2 separate regions of the Homo sapiens genome follow, and region 2 is linked to region 1. Evidence: chromatin loops called from intact Hi-C (ENCODE). Cell type or tissue: tibial artery. All regions are shown on one strand. Links, peaks and the distances in the headings refer to the core of each region. The heading gives the core; the rest is flanking DNA.

The links. Peaks named below come from ENCODE experiments on the same cell type or tissue, not always from the same donor. Only the 100,000 strongest peaks of a DNase experiment are listed, where the experiment ranks them.
Region 2: it touches region 1 in a loop (3-fold over the local background); 2 of 110 quality-filtered maps call a loop at or near these places.

The regions. Positions count from the first base shown.
Region 1 is chr1:9,241,874-9,256,759 of GRCh38, reverse strand. H6PD (hexose-6-phosphate dehydrogenase/glucose 1-dehydrogenase) reads right to left here. Exons shown (of 5, transcript NM_004285.4): 2 at 11,199-11,835; 3 at 9,677-9,794. The coding sequence starts at 11,825. It overlaps LOC124903836 (a long non-coding RNA gene), which reads left to right and starts at 14,042. Exons shown (of 2, transcript XR_007065455.1): 1 at 14,042-14,204; 2 at 14,487-14,797. RefSeq lists enhancers at 3,734-4,293, 4,556-5,478, 6,403-7,326, 7,327-8,250. In tibial artery, for the core only: a CTCF peak has its summit at 6,526 (motif pointing right); no DNase peak of the experiment used is centred there; H3K27ac peaks cover 4,266 bases.
Region 2 is chr1:9,195,273-9,210,158 of GRCh38, reverse strand. No RefSeq gene overlaps it. Among named protein-coding and RNA genes, the nearest start is that of MIR34AHG, 20 kb to the right of the region's middle. RefSeq lists an enhancer at 11,612-12,132. In tibial artery, for the core only: a CTCF peak has its summit at 11,385 (motif pointing left); a DNase peak (open chromatin) is centred at 8,644; H3K4me3 peaks cover 1,990 bases; H3K27ac peaks cover 1,533 bases; H3K27me3 peaks cover 3,340 bases.

The DNA of each region.
Region 1 (14,886 bases), core at 3,260-11,259:
GTGCATCCCCGTTTCTTATACCATAGTTCTGTATCTCTTCCATGCATTCTGTAAACTTTAAATTTACCTAGTATCTAGTTAACATTTAATTCCAACAGACAAAAAGCAGCAGATCCTAAGTTCAGGCCTGCTGAGCCCAGCATGCTCCCCTCCCAGCAGCCACTCTGGGTCCATGGCGCCAGTCCTGGGCACCTGCCCTGACCAGGTTGGTGGTGTGCACTCTCGGGCCAACCAGACAGCAAGCATGTCCAGGTCATGGCTGGGGGAACAACCTGCCCTGAATCCAGCCCGATATGCCATTCCCGACAGCAGCACCAGTGTTGGGGGGCAAGAAATGAAGCCGGCAGCCACTCGTAGGAAGGCACTCTGTCCCCGGCCATAACAACCAGGAGCTAGAGGGTGCAGCTCTGTCCAGGGATACTAAACCTTGAAATGAGCAGGAAGTCCAGCCCAACTGTGCCAACCAAAATGCCAAGAGTGGTCTCCACTGGGAAAACAATGGCTGAGATCCCCCAGCTCTGTAGTGTTGTGGCCTTCAAGTTCTTGTGCTATTGTTGAGAAGACATCCAGAAAAAGAGAAACTGATGCCAGCAATGTTTGTGGATCAGTCCATTTATCCTCAGAATAACAACATATAAGGAGGCCCCTCTATTTCCCCTATTTTAAAATATAAGGAACCTGAAGTTCAGAGAGGTTGGATAACTTACCCAAGGTCACACACAGCTGGTAAAGAGGTAAAAATAGCTTCAAACCCAGGCAGTTCGACCCAGAGCCTGCAATTCTTACCACCAAAACATTTCCCTTTTAATTACCCACTCTTCAACCCTACAACAGAACGGTGTGAAGTTGAGTGGCGTGGGCACCACTGGCCTTTAGAAACAGAGCACAATGAAGAAGCCGGCTGAGCTTCTGGAAGGAGGGGTCTAGGGCAAAGCTCAGAGATTCCAATGCCTACCGGGGCCAGCAAAAGCGAAAAGGATGGAGTAAGGCTGGTGTCCCTCAGAGGTACAGTTAAGTACCTCAGGTGCATTCAGGTGGTGCCTCACAGGAGTGTGGGCCCAGGGTGACCAAATCTTCCAATTCTCCTTTTCGGGAGAATGTAAAAAGACAATTCTTCCCTTCCCCTGCAATAATAGAACAGGAAAATCAGGAATATCTTGCATTTGAAAGGGACCTAAGGCCTGGCACAGTGGCTTATGCTTGTAATCCCAGCACTTTGGGAGGCTGAGGTGGGCAGATCTCCTGAGTCCAGGAGTTCAAGACCAGCCTAGGCAACATGGCAAAACCCCATCTCTACAAAAAATACAAAAATTAGCTGGGCATGGTGAAATACACCTGTGGTCCCAGCTACTTGGGAGGCTGAGGTGGGAGGATCACTTAAGCCTAGGAGGTCGAGGCTGCAGTGGGCTATGATTGCACCACTGCACTCCAGCCAGGGCGACAGATAAAGACCCTGTCTCCAAAAATAAAAAATAAAAAATAAATAAATAAATAAGAGTTATTGGCCTCAAACAGTTAAACAGAGTCATGATCCTCCAGCAACCCCACTCCTGGGTTTATACTCAAGAGAAATAAAAATGCAGGTCCACACAAAAGCTTGTACATGAATGCTCATTGCAGCATTATATATAACAGCCAAAAAGTAGAGGCAACCCAAATGTCCACTAACTGGTGACTGGATAAATTATGGTATATCTATACAATAAGATATTATTCAGCAGTAAAAAGAAATGAAGTGCTGGTACATGCTAGAACATGGGTGAACTCTGAACTCAGGATGCTAACTGATGGAAACCACACACCGTATGATCCTATATGTACAAAATATCCAGAACAGGCAACCCCGCAGAGAGAATGCATTTCTGTGGTTGCCAGGAGCTGGGGAGAGGGGGAAATTGTGGGATGACAACGAAGGGGTACAGGGCTTCCTTTGCCGTGATGAACATGTCCTAAAATTGATTGTGGTACTGACACACAACTCTGTGAATACACGAAAGCTCACTGGCCTGTCCACCTTAACTGGGTAAAGTGTAGTAGGATTTGTGAGTTACAGCTCAATAAAACTTTTTAAAAAAGGTTTTAGAACAGGGAAGCAGAAGCACGAAAGAGGTACTTCAGGAAGATGAAGCTGTCTGCGACCTCCAAGATGAACAGGATGGGACTGGTGGTAGTGAAATCAGTGAGGCAGCCTTTGCTGCCATCAAAGGAAGTAACAAAGGTAGGAGGGAACGAAGTCACAGTGAACTGCAAAGAAGTTATTATAGCAGATGAATACAAACTACTTGGTGACTGGCTGGATCCTTGAATGGTGGTACAGAGCTGTGATCTGGAGTGTGGTCTCTGGAGCCAGGCTGCTCCAGTTTATTTTATCTTATTTTATCTTATCTTATTTTGTTTTATTTTATTGGAGATGGAGTCTCCCCATTACCCAGGCTGCAGTGCAGTGGCGCGATCTTGGCTCACTGTAACCTTCGCCTCCTGGGTTCAAGCAATTCTCCTGCCTCAGCCTCCCGAGTAGCTGGGATTACAGGCACAAACTACCATGCCTGGATAATTTTTGTATTTTTAGTGGAGATGGGGTTTCACCATTTGACCAGGCTGGTCTTGAACGCCTGACCTCAAGTGATCCACCCGTCTCGGCCTCCCAAAGTGCTGGGATTACAGGTATAAGCCCCCGTGCCCAGCCTGCCCCGGTTTAAATACCGGCTCTGCCATCTTTCAGCCCTGTGATCTCCAGCAACTGACATCACCTCACATACGAACAAGCAACAATCCCCGCACCTCCCTTACAGGGCTTCTGTGGGCCTGAAGGAGTTAATATCCACACAGGGCTTGGAACAGTGGCTAGCACACAGGAAACACTGATAAAGACTGGTTGGAATTTTTCTTATGACAGATGCTGTAAGAGAAGGGCTACCAGCCTGGTCACTCAGAGAGCACTGTTCCCATTTGAAATAAAGAGGTTAGAAAACACAGTTGGTATTTCATGAGAAAAATGCAGTGATGGTTTTCATTCTAAATCTGCTGAATCTGAAGGGATGGTGCAACACCCCATGAAATGATCTAAAAGGCGGCTGGAGGTATAAACTAGGGCCTGGGGAGACAACGCACACTGGAGATAAACTGGATTTCATCAAACCTGAAATGCCATCAGTGGCGGAAGCATCGCTGTTTTATAACCCCTAAGAAAGAAAAGGGTTTCCAGTTCCACTATGTCACCCTATTAAGGATAAACCCAACTTCAGAGACGTCCAAATATGAAAAAAATGTCTTCCAATCAATGAATTACAGTGGATTTATATGTCAACAGCATACTTAAAGCTTTAAAAACAGATGAATTTTTGATGAAGGGAACACAACAGAGTCCCTAAAAGCCCTGTTATCTGCTTACTATTCATTAATGTAGCGAATCCCTAAGCGGCCCCTTTCCTATTTTTATCCTCTCTCAATTCTCAAAAAGAATGCATTCCACGGGTTTACTACCTGCTGGGTAAAAGAGAGCTTCCTTTATTCCTTAATTTCAAGCTTCAGGGGGTGCGCCTGTGTTTAACACGGCCTGTAGATTTATGGACTTTGCCTGGTTGGCTCCGTCTTTTCAGAGTTTAATGCAGTGACTGGGACTGTGGCCTGGCACCTCCCTGGGAAGAGGCCATGCAGCTGAGTGCAAGGACAGGAGGCGAGGGGCTGGCCCTCCTGCTGATGTTGATCTTTTCTAGTTACTGCCCGTTATTGTGGACTGATTTCTCCTAAAAATGATCTATATTGGCTCCTAGTGTATTTTCCCGGGTTGAAAGTTGAGGGTTGAAACCCATCAGTATATGAAAAGGATAGAGAAAAGCACAACCAGGGTGGACACTGGGAGGAAAGACCCCCTGTAAACTTGGCTCCCACCTGTGCACATCCAGAGCTCGTCCAAGGTCAGAGGATGACAAAGCAGGGGGGCCATGGCTGTGCCCGCCAGCTGTGCTGCTCAGACTCATAACAGAGAGTAACAGCTAGAAAGCACTTCTCCCCTTTGGCCCCGTCATTCTACTGCCGAAGTATATACTTAAAGGGAATATGTTTTTTAAAATGCTCATAAATGTTCTCGAATTAGATAGTAGTTGCATAACTTTGTAAATATACTAAAAACCACTTAATTTTATATTTTAAAAGCGTAAATTTTGTGGTATGTGCATTGTATCTCAATTTTAAAAAAAGCTCACAAAGTACCATCTAAGATAGAAGCCGGGGAGGTGGGGCACTCCTGTAGTCTCAGCTATTTGGGAGGTTAAAGCAAGAGAGGATCACTTGAGACCAGGCGTTCAAGACCAGCCTGGGTAACATAACAAGACTCCAAGATAATAATAATAAAATAGCAAAAAACTAGAAACAACCAAAAAGCTTAATAAAAGAGTTTATAACACATATTCTGTGGTATGAACAGAACTGAACAGAAATATAAATATTAAAAGGTATATGTTGTGCAGACTGCTAATACATAGAGATTTAAGTATGTATACAACTGTGTATGTATATGTGAGAGAGAAATATGACATAAAGAATGGACATAAAAGTATGACAGATCAATTACAGGATTTATATAATAATCCAATATAAGTCACGTGGAACTCAGACACACTGCAAGAACACTGCCGCTGCCTCTCCTTGCAAACTTGGAAGAACAACAACACTTCCATTTGTAACGTATTTCCGTGTGCATTATCTGATTTAATCCTTAGAACTACCCGAGAGAGAGAGGTGCCGGGGCTATCAGCATTGTATAGATGTGCGCTGAAGGTCACAGCCTTCAGAACCGGGACCAGAAACCCCTTCCTCGTTGCTTCCACATTGTGGGAAATCCAGGTTTTCTCAACAAAAATAGATTAAAAAAAAAAAAAAAAGACAACTAAGAGCCAGCTGCAATCCCCATCAACACCTTCTGGGATTACTAAAAATAAAAAGAGGTGAGGGCCAAGGAGAGCACAGTGTGCTTGCTGGTGCTCTCTCTGGACAGGAGATCCGGCAGCTGCCCTGGGCTCACCTTGCAGACAGCTCTGCAGAGGGGGCGGGAAGGGGAACCGGCCCTGCTGAGTGAGCTCCTGGCCCCTTCTGGCACACCAGGCTGGAAGGCGGGACAGCTGGTGTGTGCCTGGAAGGACCCTGGATGCCCTGGTCCCTCGGTGAGAGGCACTGAACGGTCACTCCAGCCCTCAGAGGTGGGCAAGCATCAGGCTCCTTTCCCCCATGTCAGGACAGGGACCCTCCCAGCAGTGATGTCCTCAGGAAGTCTCCCTCCTTCTTTCTAACAACAACAACAACAACAACAACAACAACAACAACAGCAGGCCTTCTACACAGAGGGGAAACTAGGGCAGCAAGGAGACTGGCCCTGAGTGCGTTCCAGCAGGGAGGCCAACTGCTGAGGGCCTGGCCAGCTGGGGAGGCTGTGGAGCTCAGTGGTTAGAGGCTCAGGCTCTGAGGTGCCAAGACCTCAGTTCCAATTCCAGCACTCCCGACAGAAAAGGCAGCCGGACCCAGACAGCTGAACACAGCCCATTAATCACATGGGCCCGCCTGTCTGCAGAGCCCTCCCGATGCCATGATGAGGGCCAGCCAGGGTCATCTCTGGGATGAAGGAGGCTCAGTGACTCTCCTTTTATGGCCCATGCTGCTTCGAGACCCCAGCCAGGGTACCCAGGGGGGCTGTGACTCTCAGGGGCTCACGGACTGGGACGCACAGGAGGAGCACCCCAGGTCAGGCTGAGAGGGAGCTGGGAACCAGATCGCGTCTTCCTTTCCTCCTCCCCACCCCCTCCGGCCTGTGCAGCAGCCTTGACTCTGCAGCAAACTCCTCTGGGCCAGAGGCTGCAGCAGGAAAAAAAAACAACACTCACCCAGCATGGAGGATGGAGGGGAGGGAGCCGGGGAAGCCGGCTTCCACCCACTTAGATGTGTGTGATGCGGGTGGGGGAAGACATCCAAACGACCTTGCAGCTCAGAAGTCCCTTTCCCGGGGCCTGCAGCAGCTCTGGACCGGGAATGCTCCATTTCCCAGGCCTGGCTTGCAGCCCCTCCCTTCCCAGCACTCAGGGTGCTGGCTTCGGTTACGCAGGTGCCACTCCTGCCTAGGAGTCAGCTAGGGTTGCACCACTGCAGGGGTGGAGAGCAGCTGGGATCCACCAGAACCCTTGGCAGGGCAGAGGACAGGGTAGGGAGTGAGGGAGAATGGCCTGTGGTATGTGTGGGGTGGGGAGTGGGAGAGAATGGCCTGTGGTGTGTGTGGGGTGGGGAGTGGGGGAGAATGGCCTGCGGTGTGTGTAGGGTGGGGAGTGGGGGAGAATGGCCTGCGGTGTGTGTGGGGTAGGGAGTGGGGGAGAATGGCCTGCGGTGTGTGTGGGGTGGGGAGTGGGGGAGAATGGCCTGCCGTGCACTTTGACCCCTCTGATTAGCAGTCAGACCGCGGGCTCCGAATCCTGCCTTGGAAACATTCTGCCCATGCTGAGCCCCACTGCAGCAGCACTCGCCTGCCAAGTCCACCAAGCTCCAGTAGGAGGCAGCATTTACTCCTGCCTGTTTCCCGCCCTCACCCGGGACAGCAGTGGCAGCCTAGGCCTTGCTGTGCTGGGCACAGGGCTCCTGGCCATGCTGGGGTGTGCTGCAGGTCTGCGGTGCCTGTCCCCTCTTTCCAGTCTGAACCACAGGTGGGAGGCCCCTGAAGGACTGGCTCCAAAGCAGGACTCAGAGAGGACAGCACAGAGCAGTGCTTGGGCCAGCAGGGCTGTACCAGGCCACCTTCCTGGAATGCAGAAAGAATGTGTCCCCTGGCACGCAGGCACACAAAATTGAGAGAGGCAGCAAGCAAGCTCATTCTGTTGCCAAAGCACCCTGTGTCCAAGGCCCACTTGCTGGGGGGCTGGGCTCAGCAGCAGGCTGTCCCTCCCTGCTACGAGCTATCAAGGACCTGTTTGTAAATGGCAGGTAAACAAGCCAACCAGTGAGGGCCAAACCCCAGGACAGTTGCAGTCCTGCTGGCCACCTCTGACAAGGAACGTGGACTGAACTAGCCCCACTCTGGTCTCACCGCGACAGGCTGCAAGCCTCCAGGACTAGTGGATCTCCCACTGCCTGTCCTGCGCTGAGGCTCCCTTTGCCCCTGGGCTGAAGGTACAGGGCCCAGCTGTACTAAAGGCCTTGGACTCTGGAGCTTAGGAGCGGCGGACCCTCCCCTAGAGCCCCATATGGCAGGCAAGGCTGGGCCTCCTTTAGTCCCTGCAGCTGTGACAACAGGGCTCCAGGTGCCTCTCCCTCCTGGACCTTGAGGACAGCCAGCCCAGGCTGTTGTGTTGCTGTTCAAACCCAACATCCTCAGACTGTCCCGGCAAACAGACCTGCCCAGAGCTCCACCTGTCTGTCTTTCATATCTTCCGTGTTTCTTTCTTCAAAATCCAAAAGTACCTTTGCTAGGATAATCGGGCCTGCAATCTGCCTGGTCCCTGGCTCCATGGGACCTACAAACAACCCACAAATGACACCACATACCAAGAAGGAAACAGGGTGGGAGGGCTGGAAGAACTAAGAGGCAACAGTACCAACAGGTAACTCCAGACATCATGGCTCTTCCCCAGCCCAGGGCGGAGATAGGAAGGAGTTGCCAGAAAGGGGAGAGGAGTCTCCCAGCCTCGCTGGGGATGGGGCCAAGTCCAGGTAGAGAAGGGCAAGCGCCGGCCCGCTGGCTTCAGCAGGGGCAGGACCCCCTCCAATTCTGCTCTAGGCTCTCTGCACCAGGTGCAGCTCACTTCTCTGAAGATGAAGCAGGCATAGGCCCAGCACACGTGCCTGCTGGGAGATCAGGCACAGACAGGCACGGGGGGCAACCCACGGCCAGCGCCCTGGCTGAGGACTGGGAGGGAAATTTGGAAGGGCTGGAGGACGATTCCCTGAGACCCATGAAGGCTCACTGCAGGGGGTAGGGCCTCTTTTCTGCTGTGGGTTCTGAAGTAGAGAAACCCAGTGCCTTCTCGAACCCAGCAATGTCCTTCAAGGCCTGGCTTGGGAAGTCCTGCCTGGCCTCCCGCCCACCCCCCACATTGTCCCCCCACCACGCTGCCTGCCTGCAACACCCATCACCCATTTTGTTTTCTTTTTCAGAGACGGAGGCTCACTATGCTCCCCAGGCTGGTGTCCAACTACTGAGCTCAAATGATCCTCCCGCCTCTGCCCCCGAGTAGCTGGGACTACGGGTGTACCACTGCGCCCAGCTCCATTTTGGAGTTTGTCCCACCAGCCAGTGTGATGAGATCATCACCCCCCACAGCACCCGTGAATCTGGGCAGTATTAGGGAGCCATATCTGAGAGGCTGAGTTTTGTACCTCACTGTGGCACCTCGGCCCCGCAGAGAGCTTCTGGCACTAAATACACATTCAGAGAGGAAGGGAGAAGCAGCTGAAGAGAAACCAAGGGGCGGGGGAAAGAAAAAGAGAAAATGGCCCAGAGAAAGAGCAAGGGAGAGAGAAAAAGAGGAGAAACCTCCTGGCCCATCCCTGGGTCCAGGGCTCTGGGCCCTGCCCTGTGGCGGGCACGCACTGCGGGGGCTGGGGGGGCAGTGGCCTCGGGTGCTCCCGCTGCAGCTGCAGAAAGCGGCCGCGGGGATGAGCTGGCCACTGACGCAGCGCTGGCAGCACAGCGCAGCGGCGCCAGGCCTGAGTGCTGGGGCCAGACTGTTGCCCCCAGGATCAGGCTCCACCGCCTTCTACTGTGGGGCTGTGGGCTCGCCACCATCTTCATCTGTAAGGAGGCTAGTAACAGCGCCCACCTCACCTGGCGGCTGGGGACTGGGGACACAGTAAACTTCAGCTCTTATCGTTACTGGGCAAGAGCCAGTGCTTTACATCTTCACGGTCAATGCTCCAAAACTTTGCTACCATCACAGAATGCCAGCTAAGGGACCTTAGCTGTCCTCACCGACAGGACATGCTCATCTCACAGCTGCAAGGAGTGACATGCTGAGGCCACCCAGCTGAAGGCAGCGGTGGGCATGACGCAGGGCCCCCGCCTCCCGGGTGTATACTCAGTGTGTCTGAGGTGTGTGGCAGTGCGGGAGAGGCGGTGTCCTCCTGGAGCCTACAGGCTGGCAGAAGAGACAGGGTGGACAAGGACGAGGCAAGGGTAACACTGTGCAGGGCAGGGGAGGGAGGTGTGTGGCGCCGTGAGGGTGAGGGGAGTGGGCCTGCAGGGCTCAGAAAGTCTTCCTGGAGGGCCATGGAGCTGAGAACTAACAAGCGAGAGAGGGGTCAGAAGGTGAGGGGGACGCGAGGGGGAGTGCCCCAGGCAGGGGGCGCCACGGCTGCAAGCACCACAGTCGGGGAAGCCCTCACGCAGTTCCCATGGTCTCCACGCACTCAAAAACTTGGGGGACCTCAGGGAGACTCCAGCCTCTACCGCGTGCCAGTGGTTTCCCGCCTCTGTGCCAGGCCTACTTCTCTGGACCATACGCTCCTCATGGGCAGCAATGGCTACTTGGGCTTTGCAGCCGGCACCCTGGGGTTTAGCCCGGTTCAGAGCTAGGCACACGGCAGGCTCGAAGGGAGACCACACACCCACAGAAAACCTCCCTCTGAGAAGCGCCCCATGCCTCACCGCAGACAGCGGGCAGGCAGAGGCTGGGGGACCGAGTGCGCAGGGCCACTCACACACCTTCAGCATCCACGGTCTCTTTCATGATGATCTCCACCCGCTCCACATGGTGCCGGTTCCAGAGGCCGTCCAAAGCCTTGCGGTTCTGGTCTCGGAAAGGCAGGATCTGCGCCACAGCCTGTCGGGGGGGGAAGACTGGGCGTGCTGCAGGATACTCTCACGATGAAGGAGGAACCCTGACTCCCGGGAAGGGCTCTGACCTTTCTATTCCCTGCTCAGAGCAGAAGATGCCCTCTGAGCAGTAGTTCTGGACTTCACGATCTCACAGGCCAGTAAAGGTTCCAAAAACTTGCAAGTGACCTCCAAAGGGTTACCAGATTTGTATTTTGCCAAGAAAAAAAGTTAGAATTACCTATCTTCTATTACAATCAATTTTTAATAAAATAAAGATAGGTTTAACACCAAAAATGTAGCAAAGAAAAGCTCTGAATTGAGCACATTCTGTATTTCTTCTCATCTTGCCATAAACAAGTGAAAACCTCCCCAGGACTGGCCCAGTTCTGAGGACCCCTATTTAGGAATCCTACTATGGGCAACTCCAGGCAGGGTGGGATGGAAGGCCATGTCTCTGTCCTCAACAACTGCCTATGCCCACCCGCACCACGTACCAGAACACAGGGCTGCTGCACTCTCTGCCAGGGTTCCTGGGGCAGGATGCCCCCAAGGGCCTCCAAGGCATTTTGAGTGAACTGGTCAACGGACATGTGTCACCCAGGAGGTTAACCCATGCTCCTGCCCAGGACTTAAGGTCCTACTGCTCCCTGGTTTAAGCTCTTGTTGCCAACCTTCTGGCTCAAAACAGAACTCAGGAAGAAAAACATTTTGAAAAAAGGTAGATGGGGCAGGGTGCGGTGGCTCACGCCTGTAATCCCAGCACTTTGGGAGGCCGAAGTGAGCGGATCACTTGAAGTCAGGATTTTGAGACCAGCCTGGCCAACATGGTGAAAACCCATTTCTACTAAAAATGCAAAAAATTAGCCGGGCATGGTGATGCGCGCCTGTACTCCGAGCTACTTGGGAGGCTGAGGCGGGAGAATTGCTGGAACCCAGGAGGCGGAGGTTGCAGTGAGCCGAGATCATGCCACTGCACTCCAGCCTGGTGACAGAGCAGACTCTGTCTAAAAAAAAAAAAAAGGTGGATGGGTGCAGGAGAAGAGAGCTCATTCTGATTCCCACAGCACACCCAACAGGAAGCCAGATCCAGACACCAGAGTTGCTGAGCCACCGCTACAGGGGATGCAGGGCAACCGTGAGAAGCCAGAGCCCAGACTGGGAAACAACGAGAACGGGGGCTTTGCAAAGGACAAAAGAGGCCAGACACATGGACAAGGACCCAACAGTCCTGCCCTGCTGCTGTCTTTCCTTTACCCGCTCGCCTCCTGCCCACCTTCAAGGAGACCATGGGAGCTCTGAGTTCACAATGCCTTGGGGCCTAGCTCCACAATGAGCGAGCGGCTTTGTTGCTGGGGTCTACCAGCGCCCAGCTCACCCTAGCCCTGGCAGGCTCCATGCTGATGCTCACCTGCTTGCCTAAGTAATGGTCCACCCGGTACATCTCCTCCTCCTGGAAAAAGGTCCCGAGTTCTGTGGCCAGCTGCTGGGCTGAGAAGTGGTCATGGCCAAAGGGTTTCTCAAGGACAACCCGCAGCCAGGCGCCCGGGCCTGGCCGGCAGCTACTGTTGATGTTGCGGGCAATGTCTTCATAGGCGAAGGGTGGCACTGAGAAGTAGAAGATCCTGCCAGCCTCCCGGAGGCCTGCGTGCTGGAGCTGTGCCTCGATGTCCTTGTTCAGGGCCTGATAGTCCTCGGCCGTCTTCAGTTGGCGGTACTGGCTCAGCTGCAGGAACTGATCCTTGTGCTCTGCACAGTGACTGGGTGCCATGTCCTTGGGGCAGGAGAGGGATTCCAGGGCCTTGGCCATGAGCTCTTGACCCTGCTTGGGGGCTGTCAGAGCAGCTCCATGGAAGCTAAAACTGTGACCCCTCCCCGCTTCATCCAGGTACAGCTGGAACAGTCCCTGCCATAAGTACTTCTTAGCCAGGTCCCCAGTTGCTCCCAGCAGGATTATGGAGACATGTCCCTGGAGCTCCTGGGCTTGCAGGCAGCCCAGAAGGGCCAAGCACATCGCCACTATGAGCATATTCCACATGCCTGGGTGCCTGGGGTGCAAAGAGAGACAGACGAGGAACAAGGAAGGATCAGACATGGTTCAGGTGGCTACGATGTGGAAACAAACACTTCCTGCCTGGCAAGAAACCACCACGTGTTTCTTAAGAAAATGTTATAAGCCCACAGCTTGTCCCTCCCTCCTGACAGCTTGGCTTCTGTTCCAGGAAGTCAGTGGGTAGGGAGCCTGCCCTGTAGACAGGGACTCTGCCTGGGAAAGTTAGAGACCACTTGCTAGAGATGAACCACTTTGCTGCCAGGAGCATAGGAAAGCGGCAAAGGCCACCAGGGAGGGCCGCAGGCCTGGGAGTGGAGCTGTCCATTTTATGACCAAGGCCAGTCTCTTCTAGGAGCACAGGTCACCCGGACAAGCAGGGCAGCCCCAGCCTAGGTATAGTGGCAGGTCCTCAGGCGACAGTTGGAACAGTGAGAGGGCAGGACCACCTCCTCTCACTTGCCTCTTCTCCATGTCCACTGGGCTCCAACTACCAAGTGATGACTAATAACTGCTACAGCATAGTGACAGAAAACATGGACTCCAGACTAACTGCCTGAGTTTGAATCCCAGCTCAACCCCTTAGTAAGTGCACAATTATTTAACCTGGCTGTACCTCAGTTTTCTCACCTGAAATGGGGGTAATAGCGGTACCTACAGCACAGAGTTGTTATAAGGATAAAAGGAGTTCATGCTTATAATGAGCTGAGGCCTGTACCTATCACCTATTAAGCACCGAGTGGTAGGTGTCATCCTGGAAGAGTGATACCAGCAAATGATTAGTGCTGGCACTAAGTACTTATGTGTATTAGAGCTCAATGAATCCAGACAAGAATCCTGAAAGAACCACATGGGGTTCTGTGACAGTCCTCCCATTCTGCAAATGGAAAAGCTGAGGCTCAGGTCAATGAAGGTCCCAGGGTAAGAAAGCAGGGGAGCTGGGACTGACTGTGCAGCCACTGCATGACATGCCCAATGACCTCTCCAGCACCGCTATAGAGGGGACCAAATCTGCCTCTTGACCCTGACGTCAGACCCCCCCTCCCACCGCCCCCGCCTCTTCCTCATCTCTCTCAAAATTCATGTCCAAGAGGGTCCTAGTGAGTGACCAACCCAAGGTGAGGACCAACAACAGTGTCTGGGCCAGTGGCTACAACCTCTCCCAGGTAAGCAAACCACCTGGGCTAGTGTTCAGCCTAAACTGAGGCACTCACATGCATGAGAAGTAGAGGCCTAAGGTGGGTCACAAACACACCAAGTATTTGTTTGTTCTGCCCTTCTGTTCTAACCAAGGTTGTAGGGCTTCCTGCACTGAATTCTTCCTCCACAGCTCTCTGGCTCTCTAGCTTCCAACCAAGGCCAGTGTTGGAGGGAAAGGAAGAAGGAAGTGAGGGGGAAAGTCATCACGGCCGGCATGCCCATGGGAACTAGTCAGAAATCCACGGTGGAAATGGGGCTCAGCCTGCAGGTGGGAGCAGTGACGAAGGAACTGAATGGCTGATTTAGCGCCTATTATATGTCAGGCATTTACCAGGTAAAGGATTAACAAAATCTTTAACAACTTTAGGAAGCCATAATCTGGTAATACAAATGGAGAAGTTGAGGTTTAAAGAGATAACTTACAAAAGTCCCCACAGAACCAGCCCAATGACCTCTCCACCATCCCTATACAGAGGGCACCAATCTGCCTCTTGACCCTGACGTCAGACCCCCTCCTCCCACCACCCCCTCTGCCTCTTCCTCATCTCTCTCAAGATCCATCTCCAAGAGGGTCCTAGTGAGGGACCAACCCAAGGTGAGGACCCAACCACAGTGTCTGAGCCAGTGTCTACAGGACACACGACGCGTCCATCACTGGAGCTTTAACTAGAGGATCAGGGCCACACGGGTGGCTCCCCAGCCTTCCTCTCCCACTCTCCCTGTATCTGCCCTCACCCCTAAATACACACACGGACCACAGGACCATTCTGCTTTTTCCTCCTGCTTTCCAGTCCCTGTCCTTGGCCCTTCAAGCGTTTTTTCCTCAACCGGCAATCGCTCGTCTGGAGAGAAGGAGAAGCTGCAAGGTCAGTGCAGGAGAGAGGCAGCAAGAAATCTGAAGCCCAGAGAACAGCCTGGAGAAGGAGGAGCCGCCAGCTGGCAGGCTGCGCTTCAGAGCTGCTGATCGGATCCTGGTAGCCAGGGCTCTGGACGTGCCTGGTACAAAGGGAGGAGCTAAGCCTCCAGAGTCCTGGCATGGGCAGGTGGGGGAGCCCCAAGGGCCAGCACCTCTGCCCCCACCCCAGAAGACTGCAGACAGCTGTGACGGATGGCCACCTGGCCTGAACTGACTCCTGGCCCTCTCTTTAATCCTGTTCTGACTCTGAGGTTTGCCACAGTCCTCCCTGACCAGTCCTGTTGTGGGTCCCCGGTTCTGAGGTTGGCCTCCCTTATCTGTTATGTTGCCAGCACTCCTTTAAACAAATCCAAGATATTGGGTATTACAACATGATTGCTTACTCTGTGGTTGCAAAACAACTAAAAAACAACTCTTTCCTAAATGGGTGGGGGTAGTATGTGTGGGTATTTTTTTTTTTATGTTTTTTTAACCTTTACAGTGTTTCTCAAACTTTAATGAGCATTTGAATTTCCTGGGGATCTTTTTAAAAGGACATTCTGATGCAGAAGGAAGAGGACCTGAAGTGCTGACAGCTGGTCCAAGAGCACACTTTGAGTAGTGAGACTCCGGAATACTGAGCAGCGAGCACCAGAGCAGCAGTTCTCATCAAAGGAGGGCATCAGAACAAACACGCGGTCCTCGCCTCCTGCTCCCTTTCTCAAGACAGAGACATTCTGATCCAGTAGGTGTAGGGTGGGTCCTAACACAGGTGTTTCGAAACAGTCTCAAATGGTTTCATGCGCCCATCCCCTTGTAAAAACTGGTTGTTCCTGAATCCAATAATAATACCTATGTTAACCAAGTAGTCGGCGTGTGCCAGATGACTTAAACGCACCTTTCCAATCATTCCTCACAACAGTCTTGTGGAGGAGGTTCTGTGAGGAGTCTCAT
Region 2 (14,886 bases), core at 3,791-11,790, 47 kb after region 1:
GCGCCCGGCCATTTTAATTTTTTTTTTTTTTTAATAGAGACAGAGTCTCACTATGTTGCCCAGGCTGGTTTTGAACTCCTGAGCTCAAGCAACCCTCTCAGCTCAGCCTTCCAAAGTATTGGGATTACTGGCGTGAGCCACCATGCCTGGCCTACAGGGCTGTGGCTGGCAGAGGCACACATGCATTGTTAGAGAAGCCAGAGACACACACACAGCAGATGCGGCGGACAGGGACTGGCTGGGAAGCGGGGTGGGGAGCAGAGATGGCTTCTAGAGAAGACATCAGATGGTGCCTGTCTGAGGAGGGAGCGCTGGGTTGACACCTGGAGGGGACAAGGGGCCAGGTGGACCTTGTGAAGAAACCAAAGGAAGCTCGACTTGCTGGAGCCGAGCAAGTGAAGGAGAAGGGGGCCCAGAGGAGGCTGTGGGCAGAGGACAGCGGGCAGCAATTGGACCTCTTAGCCCCATGGCCTTGGGGAGGGGTCTGCGCTTTATTCTAAGACAAGGGGCAGCTCTGAAGGGGGTAGAATTGCAGAGGGGTGGGCTGCCCAAGTCAGCCCATCCACCCAGCCTGCGTGTTGGGAACGGCAGCAGCAACTTCTGTGGGCCGTGGTCTGGGGAGCTGTCATGCGGGCTGTGGGAGGCCAACTGTCACTTAGGGGGGAATTAGAAGTCCCCCAGTGGGCCGGGCACAGTGGCTCACGCCTGTAATCCCAGCACTTTGGAGGCCAAAGAAGGCAGATTGCTTGAGGCCAGGAGTTCGAGACCAACCTGGCCAACATGGCGAAACTCTTTCTCTACAGATAATACAAAAATTTTCCGGGTGTAGTGGCAGGTGCCTGTAATTCCAGCTACTCAGAAGGCCGAGGCACATGTATCACTTGAGCCCAGGAAGCAGAGGTTGCAGTGAGCCGAGATCGCGCCCCGGTCCTCCAGCCTGGGACACAGAGTGAGACTCTGTTTCCAAAAAAAAAAAAAAAGGAAGTCCCCCCAGTGGTGCAGACCATAGGGTTGCCTGGAATTGGTGAACTATTCCACCAGGCACAGATGGAGAAGAAAGGGAACGTATGTCTTCCTTCCTTCATTTACAAATGTTTACGGAGTCCGACTGCATTCTGGGCACTGTCCTAGTGCTGGGACGACGCGGGGAAGAGACAGCCGACTTCTCTGCCTGGGGGACCATTGTGTTCTCATGCAGGGAGGCAAATAATAATAAATTCCTTAAATAATCATAACTAAATATTTAAACAATAATAACAATAATAAAATAATTATTGTGGGGTTTTTTTGTTTGTTTTTGTTTCTTGAGATGGAGTTTTGCTCTTATTGCCCAGGCTGGAGTGCTATGGCACAATCTCGGCTCACTGCAACCTCCGCCTTCCGGGTTCAAGCGATTCTCCCGCCTCAGTTTCCCGAGTAGCTGGGATTACAGGTATGCCCCACCACGCCCAGCTAATTTTGTATTTTTAGTAGAGATGGGGTTTCTCCATGTTGGTCAGGCTGGTCTCAAACTCCCAACTTCAGGTGATCCGCCCCCCTCGGTCTCCCAAAGTGCATTACAGGCATGAGCCACTGTGCCGGGCAATAATTACTGTTATTTTAACAATTATAAGCAATAAAGAATAAACAGGCGGGGCGTGGTGGCTCATGTCTGTAATCCCAGCACTTTTGGAGACCGAGGAGGGTGAATCACTTGAGGTCAGGAGTTCAAGACCAGCCTGGCCAACATGGTGAAACTAAAAATACAAAAAATTAGCCAAGCATGGTGGCATACACCTGTAATCCCAGCTACTCGGGAGGCTGAGGCAGGAGAATCGCTTGAACCCAGAAGGTGGAGGTTGCAGTGAGCCGAGATCGTGCCGCCTCACTCCAGCCTGCGTGACAGAGCAAGACTCCATCTCAAAAAAAGAATAAACAAATAAGTATAATGCCAGGTGCCGACACACATGCTTGGAAGAGAAAAAAGGCTGAGCGAGGGATGGGGTGAGAAGGAGCTGGGGTGCTGTCTTGAAGGAAGGACTCTGATAAGGGGACGTTTGGGGCTAGACCAAGGGATGTGGGCTCCATGTGCAGAGATGTTCATGGCTCATGTCATGACATGACATCCTATGCATGTCAGGGACCCCAGGAAGGCTTCCATGCAATGGAAATATTTTTCATTTGGCTGCAGGATCTGAAAATGCATCCTTCATTCCTTTGTAGTTAGTGTCTTCATTCTTCTGTTAAACAAGACTCCTTTGAGAAGAATCTCCACAGAAGTCAGTTACCCCCCAGCATCTTAGCAAAGACACAGGAACGATCTATGCGGTGCAAGCAAAACTTTAGTTTCATTCAGGGAAAAGGAGAAGCCAGCAAAGACTTCAATCAGCGTGGACTGAATTTGAATCTCTCCCCTGCTCTGCACATAGTAGGCACTCCACAAACGCGTATGAAATGAACAAGTCAGAAAACCCACAGTGTGCATATATAAGCTGGCCCACCTGATATTTGAACATTTATGGGTTTGCTAAATATCCCAAGAGCCAGATTGGGTGGATGGGAGGTTGCCAGCCCATGGCTGAGGATGCAGAAGCAAGAGGAAGAAAGAACACGACTGCTTTGGGTGGAAGGGAGTTTACGAATCATGACCTACGTTTGACTTTGTGATCTTCATAGCCTCACATGGCATTGCTTGGAGCAGAATGAACTCCATGCAGTGCAGTTATCAACATGAGCTATATAAGAGATTCAAGGCAGGGAAAACCTTCATCTTCTATTGATAATGAAAGCCGCCATCTTGTTCCCCTCCCTGTGAACTGTGGTTTTGTGTTGGTGGAGAAGAGGCCAAGCACATTGAGGTCATCAGAGAAGGCTTTACTCATCCGGAAAGAAGAGTCACTATGATGCATGCAACTGTCTCCAGTCCAGATGTTTTACCATCCAGAGGTCAGGGGACTTTTTATGATTTAAGACATGGGGACTCTCCTGAATAGAATGGCGATCTTGAGTTTATCTTGGCCAGCCCTCTTCTCCAGGCAGCACCATTTCCGGCCATTTAGGGGTTCTGCCTCATCCTTAAAAGGGAAAGACGGCCATGCAGTGGCTCATGCCTGGAATCCCAGCGCTTTGGGAGGCTGAGGCGGGCGGATTATCTGAAGTTGGGAGTTTGAGACCAGCCTGACCAACATGGAGAAACCCCATCTCCACTAAAAATACAAAATTAGCCAGCCATGGTGGTGCATGCCTGTAATCCCAGCTACTCAGGAGGCTGAGGCAGGAGAATTGCTTGAACCCGGGAGGCGGAGGTTGCAGTGAGCTGAGATCGCACCATTGCACTCTAGCCTGGGCAACAAGAGCAAAACTCCATCTCAAAAAAAAAAAAAAAAAAAAAAATAGGGAAAGACTGTGCGATTAACTTTAGAGGTAATATTTTAGAACAACTTCCAGACAGAACAGTTTCCCTAGGTTTAACCTAGTTTTCTCCTGCTGTTACTGAAAATAAAAGAGACAGTGGGATTGTTGCATATTAACCCCACAAAAGGGAGCCAAGGAAAAGAATGTAGCTGTATCTGCCTTCCACCCCTGTGTGTGCAAACTTCTCATCGCCACGACTGGAGGTGCAAACAGGAATTAGACTGCATGCATTTTTGAAAATCAAGACCTAAGTTGACAGGGGTATTTGCATGCCAAAGCTGTGAGGACTTAGGGGCTAAGAAGAAATCAAACATATGTTAGAATTAGCTCTTGAAGAAAGGGAAAGGATCATCAAGTTTGACAAAACATGGCTGGGAAAGGGGCGGTCAAAAGCAAAGACCTGCAACCTTGACAGTGTCCAAAAGGCTGCCAGTGTCCTTCAGTTTCTTTTTTCTTTTTGATTTAAAAATGAATGCTCATTTCCATTAATTATTGCCCCAAGAGACATTTTGTTAGTCACTCTGGCCAAGTTAGATGTGCAACAACAAGTTTCCTCCATTCTTTTTCTTTTTTTTTTCCTGGAGATGGGAGTCTCGCAGTGTTGGCCAGGCTGGTCTCTAACTCCTGGCCTCAAGGGATTCTCCCACCTCAGCCTCCCAAAGTGCTGGAATTGCAGGCATGAGCCACCATGCCCGCCATTCCCCATTCTTAGGATGACTTCCTGTGCTGATCCACACGAGTAAGTTTGGTGAGTTTCCCCTGTGTATGCAAAGGCAGTAGAGACCGTCTCTGGTAAAGACAGCAAAGGAGGATGCCCAAAGTTAGATCAGTACAGAGCACTCATCCAAAAATGCCCAATAAATATCAGCAAGAGACACAAATCAGAGACCTGGGTTGGATAGAAAATCAATGGCGTAAAGTGGAGACGGAGAAGAATCTGCAGCCCTGGCATGATTAAGCAGAAGCATGGAGAAGGGCACACATTCTGGAGCCAGATGGCCTAAATCCTGCCACCTACTAGCTATGTGACCCAAACCTCCTTGTGCCTCAGTTTCCTCAACTGTAAAATGGGGGTGATCCTGATAACACCTGCCTTGAGAGGGTTGTATGAGAATCAAATGTCAACACAAATGAAAAAAAAAAAAACTATAAAAGACCAAGCGCGAGGCCTGGTGCAGTGGCTCATGCCTGTAATCCCAGCACTTTGGGAGGCTGAGGCGGGCGGATCACCTGAGGTCGGGAGTTCGAGACCAGCCTGACCAACATGGAGAAACACTGTCTCTACTAAAAATACAAAATTAGCCAGGCGTGGTGGTGCATGCCCATAATCCCAGATACTCGGGAGGCTGAGGCAGGAGAATCACTTGAACCCGAGAGGCAGAGGTTGCAGTGAACGAGATCACGCCATTGCACTCCAGCCTGGGCGACAAGAACGAAACTCCGTCTCCAAAAAAAAAAAAAAAAAAAAGACCAAGCATTCTATAGATGTAGCTATTAACTTCTTATAACCAAAGGAGTCCATATTATAACCCTTCAAAAAATTGAGATGGGTGGGGGCCAGGCGCGGTGGCTCATGCCTGTAATCCCAGAACTTTGGGAGGCCAAGTCGGGTGGATCACGAGGTCAGGAGATTGAGACCATCCTGGCTAACATGGTGAAATCCCGTCTCTACTAAAAATACAAAACAATTAGCCGGGCGTGGTGGCGGGTGCCTGTAGTCCCAGCTACTCGGGAGGCTGAGTCAGGAGAATGGCGTGAACCCTCGATGGGGAGCTTGCCGTGAGCCGAGATCGCGCCACTGCACTCCAGCCTGGGCGACAGAGCAAGACTCCGTCTCAAAAAAAAAGAAAAAAAAATTGAGATGGGGTCGGTGGCCATCACATTTCACTGCTGTTTTCACATGAGACAGTTCTCATATGAAAATTTTTACTGGTTGATGTCGTGGATTGAAAGATGGCCCCAGAAAGAAATGTCCCGCTAGAAGTTGTGAATGTGACTTTATTTGGAAAAAGGGTCTTTGTAGATGTAATTAAGGATCTGGAGATGAGATCATCCTGCAGTAAGATGGGCCCTAAATCCAGTGACAAGTGTCTTTATGGGAAGAAGACACACAGAGGGGAAGACAAACACAGGGACTGGAGTGATGTGTGTACAAGCCAAGGAACACCAAGGATTGCTGGCCACTCCCAGAAGCTGGAGAGAGGCCTGGGACAGATTCTCCCTCTGATCCTCCAGAAGGAACCAACCCTGCGCATACCTTGAGTTTGGACTTTTGGCCTCCAGAACTGTAAGAGAATACATTTCTGTTGTTTTAAGCCACCAAGCTTGTGGTCAGTTGTTACGGCAGCCAGGGAAATGAATGCAGATGACATTCTGGGTTTCAAAATTGGAGGAGACTAAAGAAACGCTTGCTTTGGACTTCAACCCTGTGCCTGTTCTCTGCCTCTGGCTGCAAGAAGACAACTTGGTATTTTTCCCGGTTTCAGAGTTGAAATTCTTTGGCTTTGGTCTGCATATCATCTATCACATCATCTATGGAGAGGAAACTGAGTCACAGAGCAGAGAAGTGATTGTCAAGGTCACGTGAGGAAGCGGTAGAGGCCGACCACTTGCCCAAGAGGGTGCAATGACAGGTACAGTGAGAAAATCATAGGACAAAGAATCTGAAGACCCAAATTCTAATCCAGGCGCTGCATCCCACAGGCTAGGTGACCTTGGGTGACTAAGGCCCAGCCGTTTCTCACCTTTCCATTCTTCCATTCATGAAATGGAAGGACTGGGTTACATGCTCTGTGGGGTGCCTTCCCCACTATGACACCCCATGAGTCTGTGGTCTTCCCCCACCTCAGCCTGGGTGCAGCCAGGAGGAGGAGAAGGAAGACAGCCTGATCGAGGCTGGCCCTCGTCTCTGTCCGCCAGCACAGCGCAGGCTGCACAGCCTCACCTGTGTGCCAAAGTCCTCGAGGGAGGGCGGGTGAGGGCAGCCGCAAAACACTGTGCCCACGTTGGTTGTGGTGCACTGCAGCAGTGTGGCTGTGTCCCAAGCAGGATGCGGGCAGCAGAGCCTCCCCTCTCACTCCGTTTAGAAACAAGTCACACACTCCTGGTCTTACTTCAGTAATGAAATGTACATGGAATTGATGCAATTGGTCTTTCTGAACAGTTTATTTAGAAGGGGAGTTTTAGTCTCCCCGCTCAAACACACACACACACACACACACACACACTTCCTCCTTTATTTTCCTTTCTTGGGCTCTGAGTTTGTGATAAACTCAAAACCTGGAAATACCTACATTCCTGACCACCTTCTACCTCTCAGTATATCTATTCTGCCTAACCCCTTGTGGGTTATATTAGAATGCGCTATCTTAACCATATCTGCATTTAAAGTGCTTCTCTCTCCTGGAATTTTCTCAATTAAATCCCTACCTCAATCTTAAAGACTATTAACTTTCACAGAAGCAGGAACGGGAATTTTAAGAATCACAGACGTGTCAGGACAAAATTGACACTTAGTGGCAATCTTGAACATTTCATGTGCCTGACAATTTTTTAAATGGGGTTTTCTTGAAGGAAAACAAAAATAGAGATTTCCCAAACGGTTGAGAATTTGCCAGTGGATGGAGAGGAATTTTCCTCTTCTCTTCACCCCGGGTCTACCTCTGCCCTTCTTGATAAAGCAACGGTGTCAACTTGTCTGGTGCAAAGCAGACTGTCGGCTCATCACCTCTGCTCCTTCCTGGGCATCAGGCTGCAATTCTCAAACTTTTGAACAAGTCCCGCCTTCTCCAGAATTAAGGATTAAAGACTCTGCAGAGTCTCAATCTTCTGTTTTTGTTTTTGTTTTGTTTTGTTTTTTCAAGAAAAGCATCTTCAGGTGAACAAATCTGGGAGGTGGGGCAAAGCTTTGGACCTAGTTGTGTGAGAGCGTGGGGGAGGGAGGAGGCTCCGCGGAGAGGTGTCTCTATAGGAGTGAGCATCTTGCAGTGTCAGGGGTTTAAATTCAACCGGCGGGGGGCGGGTGCATGGTGGGGGAGACCATCCCTGCCTCCTGCAGCATTGACTCCCGGCACCATTTGGGTGCAGGGACCCAGCTGACACTTCTTATTTCGGGTCCTGCCTCTCCCGAAGCAGTCTGAACTTGCCAGCATCCAGGCAGGACGGCAGCAGCTGAGCAGAGGAGAGAGGTAACTTTCAGGGAGGGGTGTGTTGGTTTCTGGATGCTAGATCAGCTCATTGACACGCTCCTTGGATAGCCAGCAGAAAGATCCCCTTTCCTTTGGGTTTTAAAAAGCTTTCTCCCCTAAGAAGCCGGAGTCCTCTGCCTGCACTTTGCAGAAACTCTGGGCGCTAAGAACTCCATCCAGGTCCTTCCCCGTTGGCTTACCGGCACAGCACTGTGGGGAGAGCTGAGTCAGTTGCTCACAGGAGTAAATTTTTAGGAATAATTTTTTAAATTGCTGTTTGAATTCTTTTTTTTTTTAAAGATTGGGTTTCTTTCTCATGTTGGTTTTATGTTTGCACCTTGTATTTTAATTAAGCTACAAAGAGTATAAGTTTGTGGAGAAGATTTTGGTGGAGGTTTTACGATTAAAAAAAAAAACTACTCCATTGCAGTCCCGCTGCAGTCCCAGAAACCTGGTTTAACTGCAGAGGCTCTCACGGTACAGCCTGCTTCTCCTCTTTACCCTTGCCAGAGTCTGAGCGTCTGGTTCCCACCTGTCTGACTTCTCCAAGCCCCCCATCCCCATCTCCTTGCCCACCTACCCTCTGCGAAGGACCCCGGTAAGTTGGCTGATGTCGGTGACAGTGGGGTTTGAAGGAGAATTTGGACACTGCAGCTTTAAGAATGCCGTACTGCGAAATCTTTCTCCTTCAAGTGACTGCAGACCGCAGCAGCGGCAGAGGCAGCAGCGGCAGAGGCAGCAGCAGAAGGAGTCAGCTGGAGGAGGAGGAGGAGGAGGAGGAGGAGGAGGAGGAGGAAGGAGAGGAGGAGGGAAGGAGGGAAGGAGGGAGGGAAGGGGATGCAGCCCATTCTCAGGTCAGCTTGTTGGGTACCTCGGACCAGGGAGTGCTCAGCCCTGGGCAAATCCAAAGCACAATCAGGACGCTGACTTTGGGCTAGTTTCCCTCTCCCACATGCTGGGGGCGGAGACCCCGTGGACTTACTGATGAGTTGAGGCTTATTCCTTGCCTCAGTCGCGTGCCATCCTGCCGCGTGTGTTTGCGTCTGGTTAGCTGGCTCTCTCAGCCATGTGGAATTGGGCCGGAGAATGCGGGTCTGGTCTCTGTTGTGATCTTTCTCCAGCTTGGCTTGAAACCTGGGAACACTGACGCAGCCTTCATGGTCTTGTTCACTGGGGATGGAGGTTTTCTTCTTCCGGATTTACTGAGATGAGCTCTGGAGGGAAACTCGAATAGAATGATTAGTGGCCGCCGGGGCAGAGGCTGTAGCATTTAAGAAGGGGATGGACTGCTTCTGTGTTGGTAGCAGGTGTTGAATGATGGGAGCATTGGGTGCCAGGCAGAAGAGGAGGGGTCTCCATAAGGGGCTCGTCTAGATGGGACTGCACAAAAGCAGCAGGAAGCACACTTGGGACAGTGGCTCTTTCTGGGGAAGTACATAAGCAGCCTGAGACATGTGAGCTATGGTCTCTGGGACCCAGACTCCTATGCACCCAGCCAAAGGGCCTCCCCAAAGTCATTTGCTGCCTCAGTAGGTGCCGGCTGGAGGAGCTCCCAGGCTGGCACTGCTGAAGTGGCATTCCCTGACACGCAGAGCTCAGATCAGGTCTGCATGGGGGGCGACATTATACAGTGCCAACAGTGGCATCTGCCCAGGTGGTCCTGGGCACTGGAGGGCTGAGCTCCTTGTGATCCCTCCCAAAGCAAAAGGGTATCTTTTTACAAAGAAATTTTAGATCTCACCATAAATCACTCAAAGGATGTGCAGCAAACCTCTCAGATATAAGTTATCCAGGCAAGCCCCTGAAACAGCAGCTGGGCTTTTGGGAACGGCTGAGGCTGGTGGAGCCACATGACCCCTGTGGGTCCCTGCATTGTGTTCTGGTTCTCGCTATAGACAGGAGCCTGAATTGAAAGCTCGTGCTTAGAGAACCTGCCTGTACCGTGGCAGGAAGCTGCTGGCGTTGAAGCTCCCTGGGGCATGCAATGTGCTCATACCAAACACCTCAGTCATTTGGGGAAATTTGGGCTCATAGACAAATGTTTAATGAAGTCTTAGACCAAATCATCGCCTGGACTAGAAAAGCACTCTGCAGGCTGAACACAATTCCCTCCCCCAGAATTAGGAGCGACTTTCTACTGGCTGCTTTCGAAGTGCCCGTTCCCTCCTTGCAGCCCTGTCTCTTGCTCCATTTTAAAATACATTCCCTGTATATTGAAAACCATCTCTCCTTCTGTCCATCAATCTGCAGCAACTTAAATTTTCCAGACTAACGTGCTTGGCCACGAACGATTTTGAGCCCAGCACACCGAAACGAGTCATTGGGGTCCCACGCACTAGGGTCTTTTGAAGTCAGCATGGCAGGATGCTAAGGATGGAGACTCACCTGTGCAGCAGGCTGAACCGTAACCCATCCCAGCCTCTGACTCCCAACCCTGGAAGCTGCGAGGACCAGCTGTTTGTCTCTGGACTTTTTAGTTTGCCCTCATCCATGGGATGGAGGTATCTGTGACCTCTCCACCCGGGAGAGGGAGAGAACAGACCTGGCCTGCCCAGACACACTTTTCTCTTCTGGTGTCTCCCTTCCCAGCCTGGATGACAAACGAGTGTCCTTCCTGCCTGGAATTAGCCAAGGGAGAGGCCTGCTGGTTGAGGGCTGCAGAGCAAATGCCACTGTTGGCCCCCAGCACTCTGTCCCTGCCCACTGGTCTCTGGTTCCCTACGGGGAGGTCAAGGGAGACAGGAACTTCACAAATGGGTCCCGGGGAAGAGCAGATGACTCCAGTGGGGCTTGTGAAAGGAACTACACAGGATGAAATGAACAAGGGATGGCCGCCCTGGCCTCTACGGTCTTCATATGGCCAGAGGCCTCCTTCCCTCAGGCAGGCACTGTCTGGGCCAAAGCCACCACGGGGTGTTTGGGAAGAGGAGGTGCCAGCCGCTGAGGTGACATGAGACCCTCAGGGATGGGCAGGTGATGGAGGGATCTTAGCCTGGGACACCTTCATCTCTCAGGGAGCAGAACAGGGAAGCTGGCTGCTAAGTAGCTAGTAAGACAGGAGCGGACCTCGGACGGTGGGGGTTGCATTTCCCAGGCAGCAAATCCACTGCAGTGAATGAAATGATGCCCACCACACCACCCAGTCACCCCCATGTCAGATCCACTAGCTTTGGGGTTGCCCTTGTCCCTGCCCACGTGTCAAATCCCCACGGCCTTGTCTGTGACCCCACAGTAACATCTAGGGGGTTCCCCGGGCCTGGGTTGGGCTTGAAAGAGAATTCTGTCTTTCCATTCCCCCCAGGCCTCAGAGCAGGGTGCATTACAGCCCATCATCGTGGAGGGGAAAAAATGAGGCTAGAGTTGGTTTCAGAATTAGATGGGGGTGCATGACTAGAGGGTGATACAGAGGGGCGTACGTTTCGGACACCCTGTCCATGTCGTGGGCCAGGCTCTCCGGGACACCTCCCAATGCACCAGTGCTGACTCAGGGGTATTTCTCCGCTTGCTGCGCTCCCACCCTTTGCAACTGCCCCAGCCTTGGCCAGCCCAGCCCTTGCAGCCAGCTTCTCCCGGTCTCCTTGCGCAGGGGCAGTTAGAACCCAAGCTGCAGCAGGCCCTCCCCCGCCCTCCCCGCCCGCCTGCCCGCCTGCCCGCCGCCCGGGCCAAGTCAGCAGTGCTGAGCGCTGCGGGGCTGCAGCAGCAGCCGGCGATGCGGAGACCCTGCACCACTGCTCCGGGCGGCGCTCGCGTCCCGACGGCCACCTCCTGGCGGCTGCGCGCAGCCGGCGCCGAGATCCAGACGGACGCACGGTGCTGATTGGTGCAGTGAGTGAGTCTCCGGCTTTATTTAGACCACCGTTTCTTGACGACTGTACTTCATTGGAGTTGAGGGCTCGGAGCAGCAGGCAGCCTTCCCCGTGGGAAGGATGACAAATGGGGAGTGCTGCTTCTAGGTGCTCGTACCAACTGGCTTCGTGCGTCCTGGGATGGGCGGTGTTCACAGGCGCTTCGGGGCTGAGCGCCCACCAAGTGTGGCGCGCGCTTTTGGGAAACTCCGTGGAAGACCAGGACGGACCCCTGGAGGGTTAGGAAGACTTTGAGACCAGCCAGGGGAAGCCGTGTCCCGGGCCCTGACTGTGGATCTCCTACTCTGAACCACGGACTCCAGTTTGGAAGGCCAGGCTGCCTTTCGGATTGGGGGGTAAGGAAGGGATCCCCAGCTCAGGCAGCCTTTTGGGCTAGGGCAAGGGGACCTCTGGAACCACATTTTTGAATGCTCCCACCCATGATTTCTGGGACAGCTACTGGAGACAAATAGAGGCTCGAAGGTGTCGGGAGAAAGGCTGTGTTCCTGATGTCATGTAGTTGAACTTGGATGTGGAGGAAGTCCAGCTTCCCCTGCAGAGTAAAACCAAGCCAGCGAATGTGGGTGGGGGCCAGCAGCTGCCGACCCTCCTGGGTGATGTGATGGGCTTAGGTGGTAGGAGCCAGGGGCCTGGGGCCAGAGAGGGCAGCCCTAAGGGGGTCTAGACAGCACCTTCTGCCCAGAATGGCAGCCTTTGGTACAAGTCTTTATTTATGCCAGTGGCATGAAAATGTCGCCCGATGAATCCCCAGGGGCCCGTTCTTGGCAAAAGCCCTGTCTCCCAGCAAGATGGGAAGTGATGTCACATTGCACTCTCCAGCCCGCTCTTCTGGGGTTGTTCGAGTTGTGAGATGGTTCGGTGACTGATGCCTCTCATTGTCCCAGACCTTGTGCTTCCCCTGGGAGACCCTCCACCCTGGTGGTTGCTTTTTCCTGTCCCCATGCTTTAGCTTGAGCATCTCCACCGTGGAGGCTGCCCTTGGAGGCTGCACTGTGCTGGGAGGAGAGGGAGACTGGAGAGGGAGAGGAGGAGGAGATGGCAGGGGCAGTGGGGCCCTCAGAGCTGGTGCAGTACTGTGCTGATGTCATCACTTTTGGGGGCCTGCTGAGGCCTGTGGCTGCTCCAGAATCGACACCAGGAGCCTCTTGCTCAGCCTGGGACAGGCACAGCATTGCGGCTGCCAGTCTCCCTGACAAGGACAAGACCTGCACCTTCCAGGCAGAGCCAACTGGCCAGCTGAGGTCCTGCGACTCCTGCAGGGATGAAGGTATAAGGAAAAGGTGAGGGCCACGAGAACCGGCAATGGGACGCTGGCGGGGCTCACCTGGCAAATTGGCAGCACCAGACTCCGGAAGAGAGGGAGCAGAAGGGAGGCAGGCCGGGGACTGCAGAGAAAGGCGCCAAGGCACTGGCAAGATCCTAGCGCCTCAGATCCTGACCGTGGCACCTCCCCACCGACCATTTTCACTTTTCACCCAATGCAGTCGGTAGTTTGCTCTGCGCTTCTCATTCTCAGCAGTTCTGATTAAAGATCAGATCCCATTTTCCTTTTATGCCTTTAAACTTTAAGCCTGGCCACCCAAGACAAATGCTCTATTCAAAGCTGGAAGATACTTAGAAATCATCTGTTACAAGTCCCCAAGCTCAGCGATGAGGACAGTGAGGCCCAGAGATTAACCGACTTTCCCAAGGACACAGGAAGCTCAGGGCAGACCTGGGATTCCCTGGGACATGTGGGACACGGATGAGATCATCAGCGCTCAACCCATCAGGCATCCTGACTCAGATGCAGTAGGACAAGGTAAGGAAACTGGGGGCTGGGAGTTGACAGAGACCTGGCGCCCTGAGAACCATGGGAGGAACCAACGGCAGCAGGCAGTGTGCCTGGGCACTGAACGCTGCCTTCGAGTCGGTCTGCAGCACCTCTGATTGACAACTGTCACTGGGCAAAGTGCCAGGGGGAGAAAACATTCGGCTTCTTTTATGGTTCCTCTTCTTTTCGATTCTGGAAAATCAGGGGGCACTTGAGCCCGGCGGCTGCCTGTTAGGTTATGAGCGCTGTAATTTAGGCTTCCTCCATCAGAGGGCTCCCGACGACACGGGAAGGAAACCGAGCTGCTTCCCATGGGGCGCAGTGGTTTGCAGAATGGGGTTTTTCATTTTATTCGATCCCACGGGTTCAGGCAGAAAAGTTTTTCATTATTAGACTCATAGAAACAGAAAGTTCGCCGTTCGGCATTTGTGTCATCTCCTAGGTCATCCCACATTCCATTTTCACAATACAGAGTGTGCGCTGTGGCTTCTGCTGCTGGCTCTCATTTCTTAGGGTAGGCCTGATTAGTCATGTGTGCATCTGTTATCTGAGGAAATGTAGCAATTTTCCCAGGAGGGGCCGGCCATCCTTCAACAGGGGGGCTAAGGAGAGGTGACGGCGGCCCACCAGCAACGATGAACTCAGCATTCTGATCCAGCTGCAAGATCTTGAAGCCAACCTTGGGTTTCAAGTCAGGCCTGGCGCCCACGTCTTGCCTGGGGAATGCTACTGATTGGCAGCACGAACCCAGACAGGAGCCCTCATGGATCAGCCACTGCGGCTGGGTCGCATCCTTCCCCCTCCAGCCTTTCCCTTTGGGATCTATCTCTGTGTCCTTGTTCGGGACTTGCTGTTCACAGTCTCAGTGCACTTTTGTGTCCAGTGAGTTCCCTCTTTTCTCTCAAATGGTTCCACTTGTATAATGCATACTAATGACCTTCAGCTACTCAGAGATGAATTGCTGCGGTTATCCAGAAGACAGCCCATTTTCTTGTACCAGGAGATGACCTCTCTTCTGCATGGTAAAATAGAGATCACACGGTGTCACACTAGAGGGTGGTGCTCTGGCTTAGGCAAGCATGAGACTGTGCTGTCAGCATCCGCGTGTGCGCAGCAAACTTGTCGGGAAAATGCTGCAGAGCCGGAAAGCTGCCAGGTCCTTCATGGAGATTTAGGTGGTGTCTCGGTCAACTTGACAGAGGTGGAGAAAGTTAGCTGAGAAATTTCACCAGGGTCATCTCAAATGGGGCCAATAGGCAAAATAGAGGGTTTTTTTTGACCCTCTGATGATGTAAAATTATATCTCCCAAATAATAATTTTTTTTTTTTGAGACAGGGTCTTGCTCTGTCACCCAGGCTAGAGTGCAGTGGTGTGATCTCAGCTCATTGTAGCCTCAACCTCCTGGGCTCAAGCAATCCTCTCATCTCAGCCTTCAGAGTAGCTGGGACTACAGGCGCCCACCACCGCCCCAGGCTATGTTTCTGTACTTTTTGTAGAGACGGGGTTTTGCCATACTGCTCAGTCTGGTCTTGAACTCCTGGGCTCAAGCGATCCGTCTGCCTCGGCCTCCCAAAGTGCCATCATACCTAGCCAAAGAATTATTTTTCTTTTTTTTTCTCTTTCTTT